Regions from separate parts of the Homo sapiens genome. Here regions 1, 3 and 4 are each linked to region 2. A link is a contact called in ENCODE Hi-C or POLR2A ChIA-PET data. All regions are on one chromosome and are shown on one strand. Each heading gives the region's core, a stretch centred on a gene start or an enhancer-like site at or near the end of the contact. The rest is flanking DNA. Distances are from core to core; before and after follow the strand shown.

Region 1 (2,700 bases), core at 120-2,619, 540 kb before region 2:
AACCTCTCCAGGTTCTCCAGGTGAGGAAGCTGAGGCTTAGAGGGACTCCTGAATGTACTCAAGGCAACACAGCCAGGAAATGATTCAGAAGTCTGTGCCCTTAACCTCTCAGTATCAAATTGCCCTTGAGGGTTAAAATCCCAGACTTTGGGGGTTCAAATGGTCTTACGTTCATATCTCACATACGACCTCGAAGCAATGGCCTAGAATATCTCAAGAGTCTGTGGCCTCACTCTCTGCTTGCTATAAGGCTTCACTCCAGTGACAAAGGATGGACGCCCCATTAAGGGCTCAATGGTGCAGCTGGGGTCACACTGGGGAAAAAGAGGTTTGCTCCAGCAAACTCTAAACTTTGTAGTGGTTCTGGCTTTAAGCCTTGGCTCTGCTGGAGCAACCTGAGCTCACCGCCCCTTCTCAATTTCCCCACCTAAAAAAAAAACAGGGCTGGACCCCACTTTAGGAGAGGCCTCAAAGAGAACCCCCTAAAGCCCTGCTCTCCAATTCGCCACATGCGGCTGAACCCAGATGTGCTGTGAAGGTAACAGACGCCGGATTTGGAACACTCTGTACCAAAAAAGCGAGTAAAATATCTCAGCAATGTTTTTTACTGATTACATGTTGAAATGTTAATATTTTGCACCTGCTAGGCTAAATGTACTGTATTGTTAAAAATTTCAGCTGTTTTTATCTTGTTTAATGTGGCTACTAGAAAATGTTTAATTACCTGTAAGGCTCACATCATATTTCTATTGGACGGTGCTGCCCTAGACGCTGCAGGGAGATAAGTCCTGCTTATGTCCTGCCCAAGGGTGGCTTCCCAAAGCCTCGGGGGTCTCACCGAAAGTGGCTGAGCTTACCAAGGTGCGAGAGCCTGTTTCTCCCCAATCTGCTGCTCAGCCACAGCTCAGGCAGTAGGGAGCAGCCACCTGCGCGGACTGGGCCCCTCCGAGAGGGCAATCTGGAGGGTGACGTTGTGGTCGTGGGCATCTGGCAGCTTCGATTTCCCCTGCGTCCCCTGCCGCGCCCTAAGGGGTGAAGGCCGGTGGTGCGCGTTCCCGGCACAACTCCGAGAGGAGGAAACGGAGACAGGGGGCGCCCACGTGGCCTGGCCAAGGTCACCCGGGTCAGCCCGACTCCACGCGGCCCGGCCCGCCCCCTCCCTGCCCCTAGTCGCGCCGGGCCCGGGCCGTACTTGGCGCTCGGTGATCCAGAAGCGCACGTTGGGCTCAATGAAGGCGGGGACGGCGTCTCTGCGTCCTAGGAGCCGCCCAGGTTGCGTTTCCTCCTCCTGTTCCAGGGACATTTTGCGCTGGTTAGAGTGGCCGCCGCCGCCAGGCCGCGCGTGGAGGAGGAGCCGGGCGGCGAGCCCCGCCCCGGGCCGCGCGCACCCGCAGTTCCCGCCCCAGGCCCGCGCGCCCGACGTCCCGTGTCACAGCGCCTCGGGGCCCTTGCGCGCCCACTGTTCCGGCGAGCGCAGCTCTCCCACGGGCCACGTCCTCCCAACCCTGCTTGCCCTGCTCCGCACCTTTGGGGAGCCGGGCCGTCTCCAGGCCCCAAGGGGTCACTATCGGAACCCGTCATCACAGTACCTAATGCGAAGACCCGGAAAGGTTGTGAGTGAGGCCGTCCGCAACCTCACCCTGCGCTTCTGCCGCGCCCTACCCCTGGTCATTACCCTCGAAAATCCCTCCGATGGCCCACGAATTCCAGTGTGCATGGTGTTGCGCAGTCAGGCCGGCTGCATCATGGTCTCAGCCCAGGGAAAATGTCAAATGCGGTGCCCCTTATTCATGTTACTGAGAATTTCAAGAGAGTAACACCAGAGCATCAAACCAAGTATAGGGCCCTGGGCACAGTGCACTATCCCTCAGCCCAACAGGTTGTTTTTTTTTTTCTTCCAGTGTTGGGGCAAATCCAGTTCCTTTTGTTGACTACCAAATAGGTACCATTTGTAAAGAAAAACCTGCCTTCCCTTCCTCCTCCCACCTGCCCTTCCCCAGCACAGGGCCAGGCGGGGGCTGTGTGCACTTAAATTCACGGAAGCCACAAGTGTGCCTAGGTCGTTCAGGGGGCCTCCGGAGTCCAGGACTGGGGGACCCAGCACATCATCTAGTTGTGTGACCCTCGCCAAGTCAGTATCTCGAAGTCTATTTTCCCATCCGCAAAATGAGGATAACAATTGTACCTATCTCAGGGTTTTGTTTCTGATCAAAGGAGATAAAACATCCCTAACACAGCACTGAGCCCTCAGAAGTGCTCAGTATTGGCCATTAACCTCCAGCGGGCCAATTCCTTCCCTTGCCCTGCGCCTCCAGGAACAGGAAATTGGCTCATGGCGTCCTTCAGGCCTGTATGACTCTGCTTCTGTATTTGCTCAGTTTGCCTAGCTCACTTTTCTTAACCTCCAGGGGTTTATCTCCTCTTCCAGGAAGCCTTCCCTGACCCTCCGAGTTGAGTAAGGTGCCCCCTCCACTTCTACCCTTATGCCGCAGAAATCCATCTAAGCACCAGTGCAGTATGTAGCGTGCTGTTCTATTCTGTTGTCTCTACCCTCCAGGATGTCACAAAGCCAGCCCGCTGGCCTGCTTCCCCACTTTGGACTGCTATGTCGTCTTAACAAAGGAGCCAGAGTGATTCTCTTAGAACAAGTTGATGTCACTCTTCTTTTCAAATCCTTCCTGACATTCCCCACCCCAGAAC
Region 2 (2,700 bases), core at 57-2,556:
AGAGCTTATTCAGAAAGACATTCTGGGCTATTTCAACAGTAAAGATGATGCTATCTCCATTTTTGGGGGGAGAGTCATGGCCTTTGGTAGTTTTGAGTGTATTTACCACTAGGTAGTAATATCTTGTTTTCAAACTGATTATTGCTGACTGAATCATGTCCCCTTAAAGATATGCTCAAGTCCTAATCCCCGGTACCTATGAATGTGAGTTTATTTGGACATACATCCTTTGTAGATCTAAAAAAGTTAAGATGAGGTTTTACTGGAACACTAGTTCAATGACTGGTACCTTTATAAGAAGAGAAAAATTTGAACACTGATACAGACACACAGGGAGAGTGCCGTGTGACAAATGAGACAGAAATTGGAGTGATATATCTACAAGCCAAGGAACACCAAGAATTGCAGGCAGCCTGCGGAAGCTGGAAAAGGCAAGGAAGGATTCTCCCTTGGCGCCTTCAGAGGGAGCCTGGCCCAGCCAACACCTTGATTTTGGATTTCTAGCCTCCAGAATTGTGAGAAAATACACTTCTGTTGTTTACTGCCACCCACTTTATGGTCATTTGTTACAGCAGCCCTAGAAAACCAATACACTGACCAAATGACCACATCTCTTTGTCCCCTCTCTTATTTTATTTATTAATTCACTTATGTTTTATAGAGATGGGGTCTCACTATGTTGCCAAAGCTGGTCTCAAACTCCTGGGCTCAAGAAATCCTCCCACCTTAGCCTCCCAAAGTGCTGGAATTACAGGCATGAGCCACTGTGCCCAGCCCCCTCTCTTATTGTAATCAGTAGATTAATCCTGGTTCTCAATAGCCTTGAGGTTTCTGATGGAAATTTTAATATAATTATTAACATATTCTTTGTTTTTGAGACGGAGTCTTGCACTGCTGCCCAGGCTGGAGTGCAGCGGCACGATCTCGGCTCACTGCAAGGTCTGCCTGTTGGGTTCACGCCATTCTCCTGCCTCAGCCTCCCCAGTAGCTGGGACTACAGGTGCCCGCCACCATGCCTGGCTGATTTTTTATATTTTTAGTAGAGACGGTGTTTCACTGTGTTAGCCAGGATGGTCTCTATCTCCTGACCTCGTGATCCACCTGCCCTGGCCTCCCAAAGTGCTGGGATTACAGACGTGAGCCACCACGCCCTGCCAACATATTCTATTTTTACATTAAAATAATATATATTTGGATTGGGGAAACCTTCTGATGACTGAGTTGGTAAGCTCCTAGGAAAGACAGAAACTCACTCTGTAGGCCCCATCCTGCACAGCTAGTAGATGCTGCAGGGAGAACTGGGCATCCCCCAATGATGTGATGCTTCAGTTTCAACATCTGTAAACGCTGCTGATATTTCCTTCCTGCTACTTCAGAATAAAAATACGTCTTTAAAGTATTTTGAGCTCTATGGAGCCTGCTGTAGAAATTTAGAGGTAGCATGATAATCATCCTTCATCTTCGTTTTTTTTTTTTTTTTGAGTCTTGCTCTGTCGCCCAGGAGGCTGCTTTTTTTTTTTTTTTTTTTTTTTGACTGACCTTCCCTTCTTCTGAACTTGTTATTCACATCTTGTCCTCAAGACATTTTCTCCTTGGTACCGAGCAATAATTTTTGTTCTGATGTCATTGGTGATTCCGCACCTATGGAAAGCTGTTATTTTCCATTCTATCAGGAACTCAGGTATTTATTTCAATCTGTTCGTAGCAGAGAAGAATATTTCTGTTGAATGTATTCCTGTTCTTGTCAGGTTGTAAAGATGAGTAGAATGGGATGCCTCCCTAGCGCTGTGAGTTGTTGTTGTTGTTTGTAATATGTGAAATTGATGTAAACCCTCCTGACTTCAAGTTTTCGAAACCTCCCACTACTGCAATGAGTCAGATAGAACCAGGAACTGACACTAAGCTGATGACCCGAAAAGGGATCCATTGCTGAATTACACCATCATTAGTGAGAAGCTCCTGATCTCCTACTTTCTAACTCCAAGAAAGGTTCTATTTGTCGGTTGAAAGAGAAACTCAGCCACAGGTGGTGGGGTACGTCTATAATTCCAGCACTTTCGGAGGCTGAGGCAGAAGGATCACTTGAGGCCCGGAGTTCAAGAGCAGCCTGGGCAACAGAGTGAGACCCTGTCTTTACAAAAATAGATAGGGATATTTTTGTATGCTTCCTTTCTGGCTCCAGTATAACCTTCTTCTAGAGCTTCTTTGTCCTCAAACCTTAAGGAAAATATGAATAGCTATTCGGTTTTGTTTTTCAGTGTGTACAACCTTTGGGCTCTTATTCTGTCTGCAAAATTTAGACGTTTTTGTTGCTCATTGCTCACCTTCTTAATTTTTTTTTGTTTTTGTTTTTGTTTTGTGAGATGGAGTCTTGCTCTGTCGCCCAGGCTGGAGTGCAATGGCGCAATCTTGGCTCACTGCAACCTCTGCCTCCTGGGCTCAAGTGATTCTCCTGCCTCGGCCTCTCAAGCAGCTGGGATTACAAGGTGCCTCCCACTCAGCTAATTTTTGTGTTTTTGGTAGAGATAGGGTTTCACCATGTTGGCCAGGCTGGTCTCGAACTCCTGTGATCCACCCACCTTGGCCTCCCAAAGTGCTGGGACTACAGGCGTGAGCCACTGCACCCAGCCACCTTCTTAATATTTTTAAGAGGAAGATACTTTCCCACATTAGGTGTTGATTATGATTGACATTTTTATG
Region 3 (2,700 bases), core at 170-2,669, 900 kb after region 2:
TCTAACTCATAGAGTGGCTGTCAGACTCAGAGAAGACAACAAGTGAATGCTTGGGGACCTGACCAGTTGTAATGGCACAAGTGGGAAAATGCTTCCCATTCTCGTTCTTTTTCTCTCTCATTCACTTATGTCCCCATATCTGTAGTCAGGCATTTGTGGTATAAATAGCTTGGTTAGGAGTAGAGTGGGTAGCCATGAGCAGGGTGTGGAAGTTAAAATGGCACCTTTGCCAATTCCAGCCAAGCCTATGGCCAACAGCCAGGCCTGGCCTCTTCCACTTGACACTGGCCTGCTGGTGAGACTCACAAGACCTCCTTGCTTTGTAAACATCATCCAAAATTCTTCCATCAGTTGACATCACCATCTAGTGGGGTCTTCTCTCATGGGAACTTCTGCTCAGAGAGCGAATTGCTATGAGTCAGTAGGAATGACTAACAGAGATTCCAGAGAGAAGACACTGCCAGTTCATGGCCTCTTAAAGAAATGAATACATCAGTTAAAAGGCTCTTGTCTGCTGTCTATGACTTTCAGAACAACTTCTCCCAGTTGTCTGACATTGAGAGTAATGGAACCCTTGGGAGAAGTATCAACGTAATTAACAAACTTAGACATAATGATCCCTGATACTTTTAACAAAACATAAAATAACCAAGAAATGTCTACCACTTTATAAGTTCACATTGGAAACACACCTGATATAAATAATGAGTCAGAACAGTGGTTTCACTATTAAAAGTCAGCAGGTTTCATTATTAAAAGTCAGCCAAGAAAACGTGAAAACTTACAGGCTGAAAGAATAATTAAAGGCGATCACTATAGATTTTAAGCATTATTAGTTCTCAAAACTTCTGACTGGCTGATGATGAAGACAAATTCATTCTAATTGTCCTTGATAATTTCATGCTTTTAAAATCTCATGGCAAGACCAACTTGGGAGCCATAGTCCTCAACAGTGGGCATGGTCAGAATGATGGCTGGTAAGAGCAGAGCCCTAATCCATGACAGAATCTGTTAGCCTGCATGGATACAAGTGGGATGATGACTAATGAAGCCACTATTTAGCATTGTATCTAGGATTTCCTTGCCATCTGTAAACCGTGACCCCTCCCTTCAGGCAGTTTTTTAACCTGAGGTGGTTACCTGTTTTTGTTTGCTGTCCTACACTCCTGGCCCCTTGATAGAATTCAACTCTTCTTTGATAACGATTCAGTCTTCCCCTGTTCAAGTGATCAATGTGGGGCTGACCCCACCTCAGCTTCAGAGATGAGCATGTGACCCTGCCTGGCCAATGAGAATACCATATCTCTCTGACCATAGTGATTGGTTAAGGGATGAACATGTGGCCCACAGCTGACCAATCAGAGCTACTGAGACTCAGTTCTATGGTTTCAATGGAAACCACTGAAAAAGAGAAACTCTCTTTTGGCTAGAGTTGCTGTGAGGATGGAATGGGGAACCTGGACAGCTCCAGCAATCTTACTGCAGAAGGTGCTTCTGGGTGGATCCCAGGCAGAGGAATCAGAGGCAAAACATGGAGGGAGTGAACTCCTGAAATCACTTGGGTTCTGAATCCAGCCAAGCCCGAAACCAGCCCTGCCCTGGGCTTTTCAGGTACTTGAGCCAATGCATTCTCTTTTCCTCTTCATCAAGGTTTGTTTAGAGTTTGCATCCCACGTGACTGAACAGAATGGACATTGCTCTTAGCAAGGGACAGTAACCATGAGTCCAAGTCCTGAAACAGAGATGGGGTCCCCTTCCTCCCTTCTCACTGGTTTCCTTCCTCCTGAGTGGGGTCTATCTGAGCCTGGCATTTCCTTCGTGACAGTTTCATTTGCTCCTGGACGGTTCCCTTGCTCACCATCAGCCCTCGGGCCAGCTCTAACACTCAGTTTGTCCAGATAATGTTAGGAACCTGTAAAGAGGAACTCTATGTTGTTCAACTTTTTCTCTCATTAGCACACTGTTTTTCTGTCCCGGGTGATGCAGGCTGAATGCAAAGCAGCAAGATGTGCTGGTTTGAATTCCGTGGCCTTCCTTCATCAGCCTGAGTGTTTGTGTACACACAGCTGGGCTGCAACGTCAGTTTCTGTCTGATGGCTCAGAGCCACAATTTTACCCTGTTATTGATGCCCATTATGTCATTTTAGAAAATGTAGGGATGTGGCTGTCCAACTTATCTGAATATCTGTATATAAATAAATAAATGTACATTTAAATCCATCCTAACTTTGACGTGATCTGAGGGAAAAATGAGGTCTTTGTGTTTTCCCATAGAAATAAGAAGAAAGTAGGTTAATAAACCATCAGTATCACAAGCAATAATGCAACACATGAAATATCATTTGCAAATTATTTTTGCAATTACAATGTTGGTTTTCCATGAAGAGTTGTAGCAGCTGCCTCCTCTCTCAAATAACATATTCACCTGTGGACAGATGGGGAATTGCTAAGATCCCAGCTTATGTTTGTGAAAAGAGAAGCACCACAGTTTAGTGAGCAAGGAGGTTACTAAGCTTGGTGTGCACTCAAAGGCCATGTCTGCACTGTGTGTGATGAAGTGGAGGCTTTGGATACCCATCAGCAAGTTTTATGTTAATAAAATATTTTTTCTTCTATCAAATGCTAAGACCAAAAAGTTTGTCATCTGAATGTAATCGCGTAATTGTCTTGACTCTCAGCTCCATTTTGTGCTCAGAAGAA
Region 4 (2,700 bases), core at 182-2,681, 580 kb before region 2:
CTCACCGCATCCTCCGCCTCCTGGGTTCAAGTGCCTCAGCCTCCCAAGTAGCTGGGATTACAGGCATGTGCCACCACGCCTGCCTAATTGTGTATTTTTAGTACAGATGGGGTTTCTCCATGTTGGTCAGGCTGGTCTCGAACTCCTGACCTCAGGTGATCCGTCTGCCTCGGCCTCCCAAAGTGCTAGGATTCCAGGCATGAGCTTCCGCGCCCGGCCGCTAATTTTTGTATTTTTAGTAGAGATGGGGTTTCACCATTTTGGCCAGGCTGGTCTCGAACTCCTGACCTCAGGTTATCCACCCGCCTCGGCCTCCCAAAGTGCTGGAATTACAGGTGTGAACCACTGTGCCCAGCCTAATTTTGTATTTTTGGTAGAGATGGGGTTGCACCATGGTGGCCAGGCTGGTGTCAAACTCCTGACCTCAGATGACCTGCCTGCTTAGGCCTCCCAAAGCGCTGGGATTACAGTGTGAGACACTGTGCCCAGCCCCAGCTAATTTTTAAACATTTTTTAGAGACAGTCTCCCTGTGTTGCCCAGGCTGGTCTCAAACTCCTGGGCTCAAGTGATCCTCCCACCTTGGCCTCCCAAAGTGTTGGTATTACAGACATGAGTCACCCTGCACCTGGCAGACATTTTTTTTTTTTTTTTTAAATCAGGAAGTTTTAATGATACAGAAAGATGCTGGTTCCCTTCACATCAGTTGTTTCAGTTTTTTGTGAGTCTAGCTTCCTCTATGCATCCCATCATAGAGTCCCTTGCGGGGCAGAGCACACGTCCTGGGAAGCTGACATAGGATAGATCTACTCTTCCACCAAATAAAGTGTTTGTATGCTTTACAACATTTGCCTAAATTCTCTGTATTAAAAATAATTTTGTACGTCAGGTGCTGTGACTCACACCTGTAATCCCAACACTTTGGGAGGCTGAGGTGGGTGGATCACTTGAGGTCAGGAGTTCGAGATTAGCCTGGCCAACATGGTGAAACCCCGTCTCTACTAAAAATACAAATATTAGCCAGGTGTGGTGGTGTGTGCCTGTAATCCCAGCTACTCGGGAAGCTGAAGCAGGAGAATCGCTTGAGCCCAGGAGGCAGAGGTTGCGGTGAGCAACTATCTTGCCACTGCATTCCAGCCTGGGTGACAGAGTGAGACTCGGTCTCAAAAAAAAAAGAAAAAAGAAAAAAAGAAAAAAAAATCTTTATTTCTTTGCATGATGTGTAATGCAGTAACATTACAATTTCTCTTTTTTGAAGACATTGTATCTCAGTTTGGAATGGAAACTGTTATCTTACACACAGCACTGATGCTAAAGAAAAGAATTGTGGTGTATCACCCCAAGATAGAAGCGGTCCAGGAGTTCACCAGGTATCACCTCTAATTATAAAAAAGTGTTAACTTTGTTGGCAGACAGTTCGCAGCACTAGATGTTACTGTGTGCTCTGCTGTGTTGCACATTTGCTATAAATAGCATGTGGTGAAATACCACCTTTGGTCTGAAGTTTCTGTTTAGCTCTAGTAGTTCAAGGTTACTGATTTGGACTATTTATGACTATTTTAGAGCAGGGGATTAGCAAACTTTTCCTTGCCAGACAGTAAATATTTTAGGTTTGTGAGCCATATGGTCACTGCCCCAACTACTCAACTGCCTAGGTAGCACAAAAGCAACCATGGAGGACACGTACATAAATGACTCAGCATGGCTGTGGTCAATGAAATTTTATTTTCAAGGACAGGCAGCTAGGCTGTGGGCCATAGTTTGCTGACCCGTTTCAGGTAAATTGTTCCTTCTGTTCAGTTTTATCAAAGACTCTTTTTTTTTTCTTGTTTTAATTAAAAAGTTTTAGAGCAGGACAAAGACTCTTACTTTGATAGTACATATAGATTTTTTAAATTTTATTTTCATTTTTAGTAGAGATGGGGTCTTGCTGTGTTGCCCAGGGTGGTCTCAAACTCATAGGCTCCAGTGATCCTCATGCCTTGGCCTCCCAAAGTGCTGGAATTACGGGTGTGAGCCACTGTGCCCGGCCAAAATAAATGTAGATTTTGTTGTTGTTAATAATTTTTTTGCCAGGAGGGTCAGTTCAGGGCCAGGAGGTGCCTGCCAGGCCCTGTCCCCTCTAACAGCTCCCCCACCTGCCATACAGATTTTTAAAGATTTTTTGTTTACTAAATCTAACTTGTTATTAGGTCCTTTTAAATTTTTTTCATTTTTATTTTTTTTATATTTTTTGTCGAGATGGGGTTTCTGGGGTCTCACTATGTTGGCCAGGCTGGTCTCGATGTCCTAGGCTCAAGTGATTCTCCTGCCTCCGTTGAGATGATTACAGACATGAACCACCACACCCAGCCATTAGGTCCTTTTTTTTTTTTTTTTTTTTTTGGAGGCAGAATCTCTCGCTTTGTCACCAGGCTGGAGTGGTACAGTGGCGCGATCTTGGCTCACTGCAACATCCACCTCCCGTGTTCAAGTAATTCTCCTGCCTCAGCCTCCCGAGTAGCTGAGACTACAGGTGCGCACCACCACGCCCAGCTAATTTTTGTATTTTTAGTAGAGATGGGGTTTCACCATGTTGGCCAAGATGGTCTCGATCTCTTGACCTCGTAATCTGCCCGTCTCGGCCTCCTGAAGTGCTGGGATTACAGGCATGAGCCACTGTGCCCGGCCAGGTCCTTCTTTAAAAGCAAGAGGACTTAGCA

Evidence for each region. Hi-C counts contacts between places; a loop is a spot of excess contacts on that map. ChIA-PET counts read pairs that join two places held with the same protein, here RNA polymerase II (POLR2A). Pooled maps may share reads with other maps.
Region 1: a loop to region 2 is called in a map with no recorded cell type, with 11 times the contacts of the local background. The contact joins the promoter of SFXN4 here to the enhancer-like site in region 2. A Hi-C loop is called at or near these places in 3 of 37 single-sample maps with no recorded cell type and 6 of 50 pooled maps.
Region 3: a pooled map shows a loop between it and region 2 (30-fold over the local background). The contact joins the promoter of LINC02930 here to the enhancer-like site in region 2. A Hi-C loop is called at or near these places in 20 of 37 single-sample maps with no recorded cell type and 4 of 50 pooled maps.
Region 4: a map with no recorded cell type shows a loop between it and region 2 (29-fold over the local background). The contact joins two enhancer-like sites. A Hi-C loop is called at or near these places in 8 of 37 single-sample maps with no recorded cell type and 7 of 50 pooled maps. POLR2A ChIA-PET finds 5 or more read pairs at or near these places in 1 of 52 experiments (GM12878).

Annotation. Positions count from the first base shown.
Region 1 is chr10:119,164,345-119,167,044 of GRCh38, forward strand. SFXN4 (sideroflexin 4) reads right to left here and starts at 1,370. Exons shown (of 14, transcript NM_213649.2): 1 at 1,193-1,370. The coding sequence starts at 1,303. RefSeq lists silencers at 821-1,007, 1,049-1,518.
Region 2 is chr10:119,702,790-119,705,489 of GRCh38, forward strand. No RefSeq gene overlaps it. Among named protein-coding and RNA genes, the nearest start is that of INPP5F, 22 kb to the right of the region's middle. RefSeq lists enhancers at 1,149-1,198, 1,209-1,258, 1,889-2,168. Within about 2 kb of position 1,307, at least 6 of the 41 ENCODE cell types and tissues checked have a DNase peak (open chromatin) inside an H3K27ac peak, as active enhancers do; they include GM12878, where a contact is called at or near this core.
Region 3 is chr10:120,607,163-120,609,862 of GRCh38, forward strand. It overlaps LINC02930 (long intergenic non-protein coding RNA 2930), which reads left to right and starts at 1,420. Exons shown (of 5, transcript XR_002957103.2): 1 at 1,420-1,611.
Region 4 is chr10:119,119,085-119,121,784 of GRCh38, forward strand. DENND10 (DENN domain containing 10) reads left to right here. Exons shown (of 9, transcript NM_207009.4): 5 at 1,257-1,368. Among named protein-coding and RNA genes, the nearest start is that of DENND10, 16 kb to the left of the region's middle. RefSeq lists an enhancer at 1,473-1,767. Within about 2 kb of position 1,432, at least 7 of the 41 ENCODE cell types and tissues checked have a DNase peak (open chromatin) inside an H3K27ac peak, as active enhancers do; they include GM12878, where a contact is called at or near this core.